2 separate regions of the Homo sapiens genome follow, and region 2 is linked to region 1. Evidence: chromatin loops called from intact Hi-C (ENCODE). Cell type or tissue: A673. All regions are shown on one strand. Links, peaks and the distances in the headings refer to the core of each region. The heading gives the core; the rest is flanking DNA. Region 1 holds the start of LINC02014 (long intergenic non-protein coding RNA 2014). Region 2 has its middle 33 kb from the start of TRH.

What was found. Peaks named below come from ENCODE experiments on the same cell type or tissue, not always from the same donor. Only the 100,000 strongest peaks of a DNase experiment are listed, where the experiment ranks them.
Region 2: a loop joins it to region 1, with 14 times the contacts of the local background. A loop is called at or near these places in 73 of 110 quality-filtered maps.

Annotation. Positions count from the first base shown.
Region 1 is chr3:130,093,593-130,101,916 of GRCh38, reverse strand. ALG1L2 (ALG1 chitobiosyldiphosphodolichol beta-mannosyltransferase like 2) reads right to left here. Exons shown (of 8, transcript NM_001136152.1): 5 at 7,404-7,514; 6 at 5,754-5,868; 7 at 4,667-4,742; 8 at 3,527-3,694. The coding sequence ends at 3,662. LINC02014 (long intergenic non-protein coding RNA 2014) reads left to right here and starts at 7,613. Exons shown (of 5, transcript NR_146710.1): 1 at 7,613-7,769. It also overlaps the pseudogene FAM86HP. RefSeq lists enhancers at 1,822-2,651, 4,315-5,146, 7,041-7,120. In A673, for the core only: a CTCF peak has its summit at 3,507 (motif pointing right); a DNase peak (open chromatin) is centred at 4,796.
Region 2 is chr3:129,938,036-129,946,359 of GRCh38, reverse strand. No RefSeq gene overlaps it. Among named protein-coding and RNA genes, the nearest start is that of TRH, 33 kb to the left of the region's middle. In A673, for the core only: CTCF peaks have their summits at 3,739, 3,946 and 7,773; a DNase peak (open chromatin) is centred at 3,939.

The DNA of each region.
Region 1 (8,324 bases), core at 111-8,110:
AACCTCGCACAGGAGGCTGGCCAGGCGTGGGGCTCAGGCCTGTCATCTCAGCACTTTAGGAGGCTAAGGCAGGAGGACTACTTGACCCCAGGTGTTCAAGACCAACCTGGGCCACATAGTGGGACCCCATCTTCACAAAACATACAGAAACTAGCCAGATGTGGTTGGACATGCCTGTAGTCCCAGCTACTCGGGAAGCTGAGGTGGGAGGATGGCTTGAGCCCACGAGGTGGAGGCTGCAGTGAGCCCTGATCTCACCACTGCACTCCAGCGTGGGCAACAAAGCAAGACCCTGTCTCAAAAAAGCAAAAAAGCAAAAAAAAAAAAAAAAAAGGAAGTCTTTCTTCAGATACTTACGTGAAAAAAAACCTGCAATATCTTTTAAGTGAAAAAAAAACAGTGCCAAGCAGTACATATAGTATAAGCCCCCACCAACCTTTTTTTTTTTTTTTTTTTTTTTTTTTGAGACAGAGTCTGGCTTTGTATTGCCCAGGCTGGAGTGCAGTGGTGCCATCTCGGCCCACTGCATCCTCCCACCTCCCAGGTTCAAGCTATCCTCCCATCTCAGCCTCCTGAGTAGCTGGGACTACAGGTGCGTGCTACCACGCCTGGCTAATTTTTGTATTTTTTGTAGATTCGAGGTTTCTCCATGTTGGCCAGGCTGATCTTGAACTCCTGACCTCAAGTGATCTGCTGCCTCAGCCTCCCAAAGTGTTAGGAATACGGGCGTGAGCTACTGCGCCCAGCCCCATTTTTGTTTAAAAACTAATAATAATCACCCACACGTGGTTATGAGTACCTATATTCCAACTACTCAGGAGGCTGAGGCGGGAGGATGGCTTAAGCCCAGGACTTTGTGGCCACCTTGAGCAACATAGCAAGACTTCATCTCAAAAAAAAATGTATCAAAATAATCATTTTCACATAGGTATACCTATAGGGGAAAACCTAGAACATGTATATAGCAGGTTTGTCCAACCTGTGGCCCAACACAAATCTGTAAACTTTCTTAAAACAATATGAGGTTTTTTTGTGATTTTTTTTTCTTTTAGCTCATCAGCTATTGCTAGCTTTAGTGTATTTTATGTGTGGCCCAAGGCGATTCTTCTTCTTCCAATGTAGCGCAGGTAGGCCAAAAGATTGGACATCCCTGATATGCACGTTAACAGGTGCCATCCTTGGATGGCAGGATTATAGAGATTGCTACACGTTCATGTCTGTACTACTTCATTTTTATAAATATGCATTTTCCACTCGTAACAAAAAACCGTGATTGAAAATCATCCCGGGTCACAGTGTCTCATGCCTGTAATCCCAACACTGTAAGAGGCTGAGGCTTTGGGAGGCTGAGGTGAGCAGATCACCTGAGGTCAAAAGTTCAAGACCAGCCTGGCCAACACGGTGAAACCCCATCTCTACTGAAAACACAAAAATTAGCCAGGCGTGGTGGTGCACGCCTATAATCCCAGCTACTCGGGAGGCTGAGGTAGGAGAATCACTTGAATCTGGGAGACATTGCAGTGAACTGAGATGGCGCCACTGCACTCCAGCCTGGGGAACAGAGTAAAACTCCATCTAAAAAATAATAATAAAAGAGGCTGAGGCAGGAGCATCACTTAAGGCCATGCGTTCAGGACCCCATCTCTACAAAATAAAAAAAATACTGGCATGGTGGCATGCACCTGTCATCCCAGCTACTCAGGAAGTCGGAGGATTGCTAGAGCCCAGGAGTCGAGGCTGTGGTGAGCAATGACTGTGCCACTGCACTCCAGCCTGGGTGACAGAACAAGATCGTATCTCAAAAAAAAAAAAAAAAAAAAGAATCATTCTGGCTAATGGCTCTTCAGACATCTGTGCTTATGAGAACACCAGCCCCTTCTAAGCGTGTGTGTGTGTGTGTGTGTGTGTGTGTGTGTGTGTGTGTGTGTGTGTGTGTTTTGAGATGGAGTCTCACTCTATCACTCAGGCTGGAGTGCAGTGGCACAATCTCGGCTCACTGCAACCTCCGCATCCTGGGTTCAAGCAATTCTCCCGCCTCAGCCTCCCAAGTAGCTGGGATTACAGGCACCCACCATCGTGCCTGGCTAATTTTTGTATTTTTGTAGAGATGGGGTTTCACCATGTTGGCCAGGCTGGTCTCGAACACCTGACCTCAAGTGATCCACCGGCGTTGGCCTCCCAAAGTGTTGGGATTACAGGCATGAGACACTGTGCCCGGCCACTTTCTAAGCTTTGTGAAGAGTGGGTTGATGGAACAGCCAGGTAGATGTGGGTTCAGATCTCTGCTTCTGTCCTGCTGTGCCACGTGCTGGGGCAGACTCGGGCAGAGAGTGGACAGCTGCATGGTGCCTGCTGCTAGCCATTTCTATGTAAAACCAGATTTCTGGTCCCTTCCTGGAGGCCAATTCTAGGTACTTGGGTGGGCCTGGGAACCTGTGAACCAAGTAAACTGACTTAGACACTCCCCACCCCGCCAGGCCTGTCCTAGCAGCCCCACACAATACGCTCATGTCCTGTCCCCAAACACCGCCATCCTCAAACACGTGCTCTGTTTCCAGGCTGGGCTGGGATCAGATGGGAAGCGGAAGCTCATCATGACCAGAAACTGTTTCCCTATGGAGAGCACTTGGAGATGGCAATGCTGAACCTCACACTGTAGGACTCATACACGACTCCAACGGGATTGTTAGAATCAAATCACTCTCGTGGGAAGAATTTTTATATGGGAAAGCGGATAAAACTTTCATTGGACTGGAATGTTTGGAGAATGTTAAATTCCAAATCAGGAACCACAATCTGCCCTCTAATAAGACATCGGCTATCTAAGCATGTGGGTGCCCCCTTTCTGCCAGCAGTTCTGGTTCTTAAGAAAATCACCATAAATCAGACATGAAAATTCTGGCTCCAAAAATAGCATTTTCTTTGTGCAAATAAAAACGTGTGTATCAAGTATGACGTTCCCCCAACGTGGACACACTCGGTTCCTCACAAAGCCAAGCCCGCTGCAGCTGCCACATCCCTGGACACACTCGGTTCCTCACAAAGCCAAGCTCGCTGCAGCTGCCACATCCCTGGACACATTCGGTTCCTCACAAAGCCAAGCCCGCGGCAGCTGCCACATCCCTGGACACACTCGGTTCCTCACAAAGCCAAGCCCGCTGCAGCTGCCACATCCCTGGGCTTGTGGTGCAGCAGGTGCTTTTCTCAAGACAGGAATCAAAGTGTTAGGAACATGGCAGAAAGGTGACACCTGGAGACCAAATGCAGGATGAGGAGTACTGCAGAGGTCACAGGGAAGTCACAGAACAGTAATACGCTAGCAGGGACATGGGGCGTGAAGAACAGAAGAAGACAGGAAGCATTTCTGAGACTCCAAAGAAGAAATCAGGGCCAACCACAGCTTCCCGGGTCATTCACCAGGTGGCACCACTGCCGTCATTTCAGCTTCTGGCCACTGGGAGGCGCTGCTTGAAAGGGTTTGCCCTGAGACTCCAAGAAGAAGCTGCGGGAAGGACAGCAGGGGCCCTGGGGTTTTAGCCTCTGGCCCAGGAGTTATGTGTCCATAACCAAAGGGAGCACAGTCTGCACCCAGCTCTCATCCCATCAGAGCTGCTGCGACTCCCGCAGGTTCTTCCGGAACTGGTTTAGCTTGCCTTCAGGATCAGGAAAGTTTGAGAAAAGCATCTGCAAAATACTGAAGAGCAGAGCTTACCTCATTGCCTGTCCCCACCCCATCCCAGGTCACCACCTGGATGACCCCAGCTCCCCGACCCAACAACAACCCCTCCCAAGTCCCTAGCTCCCTCACTTGGACTTGAGACCCTTCACACCCCAGCAGCGCTCCGCCTCCATCTTGACATGCTTTCTGGAAACTTCCCCGTATGTCCCACTTTCCCACACTTGGTGCCCTGGAGCACCTTCCGGCCTCTACATGATGTACGTTCCCCTGTGAGCACCCTCCTCTCGGCCTCTGGCCAACACAGTCCCACCCATCTGTGGGTAACAAGGGGGTGTTCTTTTCAGCCTTGCTAAACTGTCTGAATCAAGGATCACAAACTACAGCCTGCAGGCCAAATCCAGCCCACAGCCTGTGTTTGTAAATAAAGCTTTATTGGAACAAAGCCACACCCCTTAATCTACAGATGATCTGTGGCTACTTTCACACCACAACAGAGTACCATGGTTCTGACAGAGACTGGGGGACCCAGTCTAAATGACTTCTGACCTGGACCTTTACTGAAAATCCTCCCAATCATTCTGTTGACAAGAATGATGTATTACTTTTTGCAATAAGAAACAAGTAACCTTTGCAGAATTCCACCCATCTTTCAAGGCTGGTCCCAGAAGTTCCCTTAGCCCACGCACTACCTGATCCTGATCACTTCCTAAACTGCAGCCTGGCCCACCCGGCTCCAGCATCATTTGTGGAGTCTCAGCTCCATAAATCTAGAGGGCAGGTGGGGTTGTGTCCTAACTTTACCGAGCCTACTGTACCGAAATGGGACAGCAGAGTAGGCCAGCCTCTGTGACTTCTGCTCCCTCCCTAGCTTTTCCGCCAGACCCCGCATGGTCCCACCCTGGCTGTGTGAAACAGGGATCAGGGAGCATGGCTCGGTGCCAGTCTCCAGAACCCTGTCCACCCTGGCGTGGTGGCAGACATGGCTACCTGCAGCTGAGCTGCCAGTTCCTCTGAGTCCTCAAAGACCAGGCGGTTTTCTTCATGTTTCACCAGCTCATGTAAACTGCAGAGAGAACAAAAGGAGCCCGAGAGTTTCCTGGAGAAGACACTAGACCCCTGGGGTGCCCAGCTGGGCTCCCACCCACCCCACGCTCAAGCCAGGCTGGGGGTTGGAACAGGGTGTGTGGCTTCTGGGAGGTGGTTCTTAGATTTGGCATCTGAAGGGTATAAAAGCCTGGGGGGGGTGCACATCAAAATGGTCAAACCGATTTGAGGAGAGAGCCTTAAGGAAGGTTTGTACCTTCTGTGCTGGATGCTCTTCAAGGACTGAAGAATTATTTTTGCATGTTTTTCTTAATTCCATGGCCAAGGAACAAGTAAAGGCAACCCCCTGGGGACTGGTTCAGCACATAAAAGATGACTTTTCTAGGACACCAGATTTGATCCCGACATTCCCTCAGCTCAGCTCACACGAGAGGCTCACATCCCTGAATCCCATCCAGGGGCCGGCTCCTGAGCAGGGGCCAAGGGCGCAACTTTTGCTGGGGCTACTGCTTCTAGAATCTCCTCTAACTCCACCCTTCCAAACACCCGTCTATGCTGGGTGGAGTGAGGCCACAGCATGACACTCATTTAACTGATTCAAACCCACCACGTGAGCTTGGCCAAAAGGGACATGGTGGGAGAGAAAGAAACAAAGAAAACCATGTAAGCCTGCAGGCAATTCCCGCCAATTCTACTCTAGGAGCAAAAGCCCCGAGTGAAGTTCTGTTATTTAAGGTGCTTTTTTTTTTTCATACTGGGTTGGTGCAAAAGTAATTGCCATTTTTAATGGCAAAAACCGTGATTACTTTTGTACCAACCTAAATGTAACATGAGCTCTAAATGGAAGCAACTACTTCAGTGAGGCTCAGCCCAGCCACAGTAACCGCAGGGCTCCTCCTCGTGGCCTCCAGTGTGTGCTGGACTGACCGAGGGGCAGGGCCTCACTGTGGGCAGCTCACTCTGCACTGCTTCCCCCTCAGCGGTGGATCTGTGAAGCTATCCCCAGAAAAAATTCGGGTTCTGCTCCTACCACTTGAAGTTCACGGCACACGCAGGCAAACAGCACCTGAACATGTCCACCACCTTCATGGGCAGGTCCAGGCCACTGGAGGACGTGTCCAGACAGACATCCAGGTCCACCGACCCTGCTAGGCAAGAGGGGTGTGGCCAGAGCGCTGGTCTCTGCCCCGGGAACACAAATCCTCCCAGCACAGTGAGGCAACACCCCCCGAGGGGAGTGAAAATTGGATAAGGCCCCCGACATCCCCAACCACAAGTGGCTTAAGCTGGCCAAGCAGCCACACGGCCTGGCTGGGACATCTGAAAATGTAAGTTGACACTTTTTCTACGTAACCACAATTTGATTTTTTTGTTGTTTTGTTTTGAGACAGAGTCTCACTCTGTCACCCAGGCTGGAGTGCAGTGGCACAATCTCAGCTCATTGCAACCTCCACCTCCCAGGTTCACCTCCCACCTGTAATCCCAGCATTTTGGGAGGCCAAGGCGGGCGGATCACCTGAGGTCAGGAGTTCAAGACCAGCCTGGTCAACATGGTGAAACCCCATCTCTACTAAAAAAAAAAATGTAAAATTAGCGAAGCGTCATGGCAGGTGCCTGTAATCCCCGCTACTCAGGAGGCTGAGGCAGGAGAATCACTTGAACCTGGGAAAGAAGAGGTTGCAGTGAGCCAAGATCGCACCATTGCACTCCAGCCTGTGCTACAGGAGCGAAACTCCGTCTCAAAATAATAATAATAATAATAATAATAATAATAATAATAATAAACCACAGCACACCCACCACAAACCAGCTGTCAGTGTGAAAATAAAGCCAAATAGCTAAACATTTCTAAAGATTAGCTGGGGCCAGGCATGATGGGTCACACCTGGAATCCCAGCACTTAGGGAGGCCAAGGCGAGAGGATCACTTGAGGTCAGGAGTTCAAGACCAGCCTGGCCAACATGGTGAAACCCTGTCTCTACTAAAAATACAAAAATAAGCAAGGTGTTGTGGAGAGCTCCTGTAATCCTGTAATCTACTCGGGAGGCTGAGGTGGGAGAATTGCTTGAACCCAGGAGGCAGAGGTTGCATGAACTGAGATCATGCACTCCAACCTAGGCAACGGAGCAAGACTGTCTAAAACAAAGACTAGCTGGAGAATCCTGCCAGGAAAAGGCCCTCAGCCTCCAACAGCTCTGCTCACTCGAAGCTGGAAGATGTGGCTCTAGAGACGCATCAGGAACAAGCCACGACTCCCCACTTGGAGAAATCAATGGGGAAAGAGACGGAGGCAAAGGAGAACCATCTCACTGGTGAGGCGACGCTGTCTGACTCATCGTCCCTGTACCTCCCAAAGCCACTGCCCTCCCACACCTGGGCAACAGTGGCCCCAACCCCAGGCCCAGCCCTCTTGCAGGAAGGAAGAGGACTGAATGGAGGGCGTGGCAGGCTGAAAGGACGTGGCTTCCTCAAACCCCTTGGTAAAGGGCCTCTGGGGCCACCTGGCAGGGAGGGGCTGGCACACCAGGAAGTAGCCTTCTCCCGGGAGTTCAGCTAGAGCCCAGGTCCTGTCCCCAAGTGGCCTCCAGAGCCACCTTTTCAGAAAAGGTACACCCCGCCCACCCCTGTTCCCCCTGCATAAGGCCCCGCCTCCTCCCTGAGCCTCCTGCTGGCCTCTCACCTAGAAGCGGGGGTAGTCCTCGGCCCTCCAGCCAGGGGATGCAGACCTGGATGTGCTGGAAATGCTTCTGGTGGATGAGGCGGCTGTAATACTCCCTCAGAGGCCCTTTGCCTTCACAGAGAAGAGCAGACACTGCCATGAACCCGTCTCTGTCCCTGCCACATAGCCCCAGGCCCAAGACACTCCCCCCTAGGAGGGATCCTTTTCCCAGAAGCTCCACCCCTCGGCAGCTGCAGTCAGGCCCTATCTGGGCCTTTCCAGAAGCAACTCAGGAGCCCCAAGACCTGCAGGGGTATGTGCACCCTGACCCCTGATGCATAGCCCTGCACCTGCAACCAGCTGGCCTCGGGCTGCAAACAAGGCGGGGTAAGCACTGGCCTGGCACGCGACCACCCACTGGGTGGGCCCAGCCTTCTGTCTGTGTTGTGCACAGGGGACAAGAGGACTCCCTCTGCCCTGGCACAGCCCCCAAACCACAGGGCGCAGGTTCCAAGCCGCCCCTGCCCTGCCACAGCCCCCAGAGCACATGGCGCGGGTTCCAAGCCGCACCTGCCCTGCCACAGCCTCCAGAGCACATGGCGCGGGTTCCAAACCAGTCCTGGGAGCCTAGAGGCCAGAGGAGGGAGGAGAGCAGGACCAGCAGCTGGCCCAGACCCCGCCTCTTCCCACACCGCTTCCGCTTTTCTCCCTCCTCACTGAATCATCTTGAAAGGGCTCAGCAGCAGTAACTGGGACAGGGGCTCTTCTGTTTGAAAAATTAAAAGAAGCTTGGTTAAGGCACCAATGACATGGCCGGGCACAGTGGTTCATATCTATAATTTCAGCATATTGGGAGGCCAAGGCGGGTGGATCACCTGAGGTCAGGAGTTCAAGACCAGCCTGGCCAACATGGTGAAGCCCTGTTTCTACTAAAAATACAAA
Region 2 (8,324 bases), core at 146-8,145, 160 kb after region 1:
AAAAGACATGGATATTCCTCCCCTTGCTTTTAATGCCCAACTTTTTCATTAAAGATGAAGCCTGTATCTATGGTTTCCCAGCTCTCAGGAGCTGAGAAGTTGATTTGTGAGCCAAACTCCCACTTCTCAATAAAGGCCGTCGAATAAAGCATGCACTGTTTCATGCTTACTTTTGGGTTCGTGTATTGGCTTCACAGCACAGAACAGGAAAAGGCTCCATCTTCTGGGGGACAGGCTTTGTTGGTAACAAAAGGACTGGCCCAGAGTCAGAGTTAGGAAGTGATAAAGCCAGGTGTCTGCCACAGCTGGTTCTTTCCCCTCAAGGGCCCACCTTCCCGGGCTGTGAAATGGGAGGGTGAATGGTGCTAACTGTAAAGTGCTGAGCACACACTTGGTTGTGATTTAACACTGATACTTAGAAAGAAGTGTTGAGATGGCCAGGAGTGTTTTTGCAGATGGAGAGGTGAAAAGCAGAAATGGGGCTGCAGGGTATAGTAAGGGTGGGAGCCCCACCCTGCAACCCCAGGAGAAGCTTTGGAAAGGCATCACCAGAGAGGAGGGCGTACTGGTGGGCAAGGGTTCTGGAACAACAGGATATGAGCCATAGTGGAGCAGCTCTGAGGAAATGAAGAAAATCCAGAGATGGAGTTGATTATAGGGAAACAAAAAGGTGATGAAGGGATCCGTGAGGATGCGACAGTCACCGAGGAAGTGGCAGAGACTGGGGAGTTGAGACTCCCGGGGCAAAGGCACCTGTCCAAGCCCCTGGAAGGGGGACAGTGATGCCACTATGCTCCTAAAATGCCTCTCACAGAGAACAGGAGTCGGTTTCCTACCCCTGTTCGTCTGCTAGAGGTCTTTGACGGCAGTGCCACTATCTCCCACCTTCAGGCCTCGGCAGCCTCCTCACCAGCTTCCCCACGGGTCTCCCTGTCTCATCTTGCCCCCAACAGTCTATTCCAGAGTGGTCTTCTAAAGGGTACAGCAGATTCTGTCTCTGCTGCAAACCCTCCCACAGTTCCTGGCTGCTCTTTGAATAAAATGCAGACTCCCATCACCCTGTTCTGTTGCTCTAAGTGGCCCTTCTTACCAGCTGGTATTTTCTCCTCTACCTACTTGTTCAGTGGTTCTTGTCTGTCTCTCTTGCCAAGCTCCAAGACAAGGTTGCCATGCTTCTAGGTGTAACCTCGGCACATAGTATGTTCTCAAATATTTGCCGACTGCTTCTGTTGTAATCTTTCTGTCTCTGGAAAAGGCAACTCTAACCTAACAGTTGCTCAGGCAAAAAAACTTTTGGATCATTCTTGATTCCTCTCTTTTTATCATGCCCCACCCCCAACCATCAGCAAATTGTATTGGCTCATCCTGCAAAATACATTTGGAGTTCCACCCACCCGTGCACCTCCAGAGCAGCCACCCTGGTCCAGCCGCCTTCACCGCTCACCCAGACAACTGCAGCAGCCTCCACTCCAGCCGCCCTGCTTGTGCCCTGGCCCCTGTGATCTACTTTCTACACAGCTGCCAGGCAGTTTTCTCAAAACCGAAGTCAGATCACGTCCCTTCACTTCTCAGAACCATCCTAGGGCTCCCTGTTTTGGGGAGAGTAAAAGCCAAAGTCCCTACAGTGGCCCGCAAGGCCCTGCACCACCACCTGCCTCCTGTACTCCTCTGTCCTCCCTCCCGCCACTCTCCCCTTAGCTCAGTGTCAGAGGACTTTTGTTGATACCTGAAAACACCATGCCCATTCCTGCCTCAGGGCCTTCGTACTTGCTGTTCCTTCCACCTGGACTGCTGGGCCCAGATCTTTGCTTGGCTCACTACCCACCTCTTTTGGACCCCTGCTTAAATGTTCCTCCTCCTGGCCATCCTGCACAGGACATCACATATGCATGCATGCACACACACGACACACATGGGTATATGGGCACGCACACATACACACACCTGTGCACATACCGACCAACCTTCTCTTAGTTGTTACCTAACACATTGTGTATTTAATGGTCTCTGTTTTTATCCGTCTCTCCCGCCAGAATGTAAATTCAGGAAGGCAAGGACTTTATCTTTTTTGCTCATTGCAGTGCTCTCGGCTTCCAGCACTGTTCCTGGTACCTGGTAGCTGCCATGAATTACTTTTTAAGTGAGTTCAGGCTGCAGCCATCGAGGCAAGGCACACTGGAAGACACACACATTCACACACACATTCACACACACATTCACCCAGACATACTCACACACATACACACACACACACACTCACACACATTCACATTTAAAAGCTAAACCAACTGGCCGGACATGGTGGTTTATGCCTGTAATCCCAGCACTTTGGGAGGCCAAGGTAGGCAGATCTCTTGAGCCCAGGAGTTTGAGACCAGCCTGGCCAACACGGTAAAACCCCATCTCTACTAAAAATCCAAAAATTAGCTGGGCATGGTGATGTGCGCCTGTGGTCCCAGCTATTCAGGAGGCTAAGGCGGGAGGATCCCTTGAGCCTGGAAGGCGGAGATTGCAGTGAGCTGCGATCGCACCGCTACACTCCAGCCTGGGCGACAGAGTGAGACTCTGTCTCAAAATTAATTAATTAAAAATTAAAAACAAATAAATAAAAGCTAAACAAACAAATGAACAGACAGACAGCTAGAATAAACTCCATGCCCCACTCCGCCCTGCTCCACAGTTACTGACTCATCATTCCTCGGGTGAAAACCTGGTTGGGACCGCTCTTCTTTTTGTCTGCCCAGCACTCACTGTCCCATCTTCTGAGACCACCCTGCCTTTCCTTTGGAGACCACCCCCAACCCCAATATCAGTCCAGGGGCATTGAGTGGACAGATCTATCTGCATACCAGAGGTGGCCTGTGACTGAGACCATATCCATGAGAGTTGCAGCAACTAGCTTCTGGATAGGCATATGACACAGTCTAGGCCAATCAGTGATCCCCAGGATGTCTGTGGAGTCACTGTGAATGAGGTCGTCTCTTGCTGGTGGTGGCTAAGTTGTTTTAGGGAGTCTGCCTGGAGCTGTGGGCAGCCACATTGCCACTGGGAGAAGGAAGGTGGCCTGGAACAGAATCACTACAGAGAGAGGCAGAGCTGAGAGATAAAGAGAGGCAGATGCATGATGACATCATTTGATGGACTTTTTAGTTACATGAGGGAATAACTTTTCATTTTTTCTTTTTTTTCTTTATTGTTTTAACTGTTAGGGCCTCACTCTGCTGCCCAGTCTGGAGTGCAGTGGTGTGATCACAGCTCACTGCAGCCTTGAACTCCCAGGCTCAAGCAATCCCCCGCTCTCAGCCTCCCGAGTAGCTGGAATTACAGGTGCATGCCACCACACCCAGTTAATTTTTTTTTAAAAGTGTTGTACAGATAAGGTGTCACCTTATTGCCCAGGCTGACCTCAAACTCCTGAGCTCAAGTGATCCTCTTGCTTCGGCCTCTCAAAATGTAAGGTTTACAGGCACGGGCCACTGCACCGGGCCCTCTTTTTTTCTTAACTCAATTTGAGGTGGGTTTCTGTTACTTGATCATGACTAAAACAATGTCTTGAGACGTGTTTCAGAATTTCAGACACTGTCACCCTGCCTCAGGCAAGGACACACTTCCCATGAAGCTCATTCCTTCTGCAAACCTTTGCTCAAGCCATGCCTCCCTCCCAGAGGGCCCTCCCGTTTCTATCCAAATCTTGCCAGTCTTTAAGGCCTGTCCTTTTCTTGAAGCCTGCCCTGATTGCACCCACTAGGACCTTTCCCTCCTCTGGCCTCCCTCAGCTGTTGGACACTGGGTCAGGCACAGTCCCCAGCTCCTCCCTCCTCCATCTCCTTTCAGCTTCCCACCACTCCTCAGTTCCAGGCAGCCCCGGGCACTCCTGGCCCCCGAGGTCCTGGCAGAGGAACCCAACCGGACCACTCAGGTCAACTTTGTGGCTCTGCTTCCCCATGGTGGTACAATTCGGAATTGCACTGAACTGTGCGGCCCTCCCTGAAACCCAGCTCCTCAAGTCCCCACCGAGAGCTGCCACACTGAGAGTTCTGTATTTTTACTTGCTTTGTCTGGCAATCTATCCCCTACCTCTTGGAATCCTTTTCATCAACACTTAGTGGGGTTTTGTTTGTTTGTTTATTTGTTTTTTGAGACAGTCTTGTCTCTGTCGCCAAGGCTGGAGTGCAGTGGTGCAATCATAGCTCGCTGCAGCCTCGCCTTCCTGGGCTCAAGCAATCCTTCCATTTCAGCCTCCTGAGTACCTGGGACTACAGGAGCATGCCACTCCATCCGACTTGAAGCTTAGATTTTTTTTTTTTGTGGGGGGGATGTATTCTCCCTCTGTCTCCCAGGCTGAAGTGCAGTGGCACAATCTCGGCTCACTGCAACCTCTGCCTCCTGGGTTCAAGCAGTTCTCCTGCCTCAGCGCCCCAAGTAGCTGGGATTACAGGCGTCCGCCACCACACCTGGTTAATTTTTGTGTCTTTGGTAGAGACGGGGTTTCACCATGTTGGTCAGGCTGGTCTTGAACTCCTGATCTCAGGTGATCCGCCTGCCTCAGCCTCCCAAAGTGCTGTGATTATAGGCATGAGCCACTGTGCCCAGCCAAAGCTTCGATTTTTTAAGACAGGCCTTTGGAGCCCTGTAAAAGGGGCTGCCACAACTTTACCCAGCCAATCGCAGCCATAAGAGAAAAAGGGCTCATTTCTCAAAAGAGGCCAGAAATTTGGGTTTTAGATGAAATTTCTTGATTTTTACAGGTTGGCAACCAATTCAAAGTTTATACATCACTATGTAGGTCAAACAAAACATATCTGGGGGCTGGGCATGGTGGCTCACGCCTATAATCTCAGCACTTTGGGAGGCCGAGGTGAGCAGATCAACTTGAGTCGAGGAGTTTGAGACCAGCCTGACCAACATGGTAAAACCCCATCACTACTAAAAATAGAAAAAATTAGCTGGGTGTGGTGGAGCATGCCTGTAATCCCAGCTACTTAGGAGATGGAGGCACAAGAATCGTTTGAGCCTGGGAGGCGGAGGTTGCAGTGAGCCAAGATCGCACCACTGCACTCCACCCTAGGTGACAGAGTAAGATCCTGTCTCAAACAAACAAACAAAACACATATGGAGGAAATTTGACAGGAAGACAACAATCCGTTTTTTTTATCTTGAGCTAAGTTTCCCATTTTGCAGACAAACTGAGACCCAGAGAGGACAATGAGGCCGTTTGGTCACAAGGCCCGCAGGTGACACTGTAGGACTGAACACCTGGTCTCTCCTTGCTCCTGGTGGTTTGCTGGACTCATGGGTGTTTGGTGGAACAGATCCTTCCCTCACATCCCTTGGAAAGAACCGACTCTGCTGACACCTCGATTTTGAGCTTCTGATCCCAGGTGAAGAGAATACATTTTGCTGCTTCAGGCACTCAGTGTGTGGCACTTTGTTATAGAAGTCCAAGGTGCATAATAGCCTGGAAGCTAGGTAGAAATCTGGGATTACTAGACTCTCGGAAGTTTCACATGTGAGAGTGTGGGGAAAGTCGCCCCAGCTTGCAGCCCACCCGCTTTCTCTTCCTGACCCCAGGCTTCATCCTCTACAGCTAAGGTCTTCACACACTTGCAGATGAACACCCCAACCTGCAGCTGTCCTTGGCCAACCTTCAGATTTAGTAGTACACACGCCAGAGTGATGCAGGTGAACCCCAAAGTTAGGGCTTAGCCTTGGTAGGTTCTTGGCTTCACTCAGGAAAGAATTCAAGAGCCAGCATCAGTGAAAGAAAGCAAGTTTATTAGAGCAGCAGTGTACAGCAAAACGCTGCCCTATAGACAGAGCAGAGCTCTGCCACAGGCAGAGGGGCCCAGAGTAGCACTCGTGCATTGCTGCCTAGCTCTTTTTAGACCCTCTCTTAATTATACGCTAAATAAAGGGTAGGTTATTCATGAACTTTCTGGAAAATGGGTGAGGAGTTCCAGGAATCATATAAGGTAACTTCCTGGGTGTTGCCATGCATTTGAAAACTGTCATGGGGCTGGTGGGAGTATCTTATGCAAATGTATTATAATTAGCATATAATGACTAATGAGGGCAACTAGAGGTTGCTTTCATCACCATCCTGGTCCTAGCTGGTTTGCACCAGTTTCTTTGCTATATCCTGCCTTGATTAGCAGGTCTGTAACTGAGGCTTGGAAAACAAGTCCTGCTGCTCTCCCATCTCGAGAGGATGGTCTGCCCTTAGGAGCGTGGGCTGGGAAAGAGGCCCACACAGGCCCTGGAAATGGGCTTCAGGACACTGGGACATGGGAACAGAGAATCTTCAGGTACTGAATACTCATGGCCTGGTCTAGAAGGGGATGGGGTGTGGTCCAAGAAGGGGTGTCCCCTGGGTCCTGCAAATTCCTTGCCCCATGGGAAGAGAAACAGCTGGAGGGGCTGCCTAAAGCACAGGGGCATTTCTAGGAGCAGGAAAGCAAGAGGTCATCAGGTCAGACTGGCTGAAGGAAGACTGAGGCGGGAGCTGAGAGCAGAGACTTCAACCATGACCATGCCTGGACTCTCCAGATAAAGCACTGGTGAAATCAAAGACCAACAATGTCAAGTATTGGCAAGACTGTGGAGCAACTGGAACTCTCATTCCCTGATGGAGGGAATGCAAAGTACAAGCTATAGCCACTTTTCCTCGTCATTTTACATGAAGGGCAGACATGCACTTAAGGTAGGACCCAGAAATTCTGCTTCTAGGCAGACTTATGTCCACAAAAGGCTGCCACAGGGAAGTTCATGCAGACATCCTCATAATTGCCAAAAGCCAGAAACAGCCCAATAGCCATCAATGGGTGTCTGAATAAACAAATTGTGATCAATTTACACAATGGCGCATCCATACAATAAAAAGAACAAACTACCTGTGCACACCACAGCATAGATGAATCTCAGAATCATTATACTGAGCAAAAAAAAAAAAAAAAAAAAAAAGAGTCCAGACATAAAATTCTACTAACTGGACGATCCTATTCATGTGAAATTCTAGGAGGGGTTTCATTGGTTTGCAGTAATAAAGGTCAGAACCGTGTTGGGGGAGCGGAAGGACAGTGCTCACCGAGAAGGGGCATGAGGGAGCCTGCTGGGAAACTGGAAGTGTTCTACTTCTTGGTGCAGGAGGGTAGATGCTATTTAAAAACCCTGATGTGGGTGGCACAGGAGGGTAGATGCTATACACTTCAGATTTTTACACTTTGACTTATATATACATATTTGATATATATGTTTTTGTATATGTATATGTATATACGTGTGTGTGTGTGTGTGTGTGTGTGTGTGTGTGTGTATAATCCCTCTACCCCAAGGCCGGATCAAGACCTCTGCAGGACCTGAGCTGACCAGATTGTGGAGTGCTCCACCCACTCCCCCAGTTATACCTTAAAGTGAAGCCGCCAACTCAGTGAAGAGACGATGAGAACAGGCACCCAGTGAGATGATGGCCTGAGCCTGGGCAAGGGCCTTGGGAACAGGGCAGGCAGCAGGGGCAGGCTGGGAAATATTGATTTAGGAGACAAGATGTGGGGGTGAGTGAGAGAAGAGGGCTGGGGGTGTCACTGAGATGAGGAGCTCGGAGATTCTGGTTGACAGTAAGGGAGGATGAATTCAGGGTGGAACCTGTTGATTCTGAAAGTCTGGGAGGCCACCCAGGTGGAGGTGCTCAGGAGGCAGCTGGTTAGATGGATGGTCTGAAGCCCAGGAGAGGAGGCAGGGATGGGGAGAAAAATCTGAACACCCTGCACCCACCGTTTGCCACCACCATTTGCCACCACCAGGTGTCCATGGGCCAAACTTGGCACACAGATAGGTATCATTTGGTCCTCAAGATGTTTTATAAACCTACACTAGTTCTCAGTGCTTGAAACATTGGAGAATTTCACTAAAAATCCAGATTTCTGGCTTCTCTTAAATAGTCAATTGGGCAGTAATGACATGCTTTCCCACGAGACAAAAACCAGCTGGAGAGCATTAGCCGGGACTTGAGCTCCCAGTAATCCCCAGTCCCCGTACTCTCTGTTGTCTCACAGCCTGCCCACTCCCAACTGTAGGCATTCATTCATACATTCATTCATTCAACAAATCACTGTCGAGTGTCTACTATGTGCCAGTGAACTGGACAGGGACAATGATCCCTGCCTTCCTAAAGCTCAAATTACGTGAAAGGAGACAAGACAATAAGCAGATAAATAACTAAAATACGCACGTAGCTGAGGGCAGCCAGAGAAAAATCAAGCAGGGGAGGGGCTGGGGTGCCAGGGTGGAGATGAGTATACGGGTTTCAATAGGTGGCCAGGGAAGGC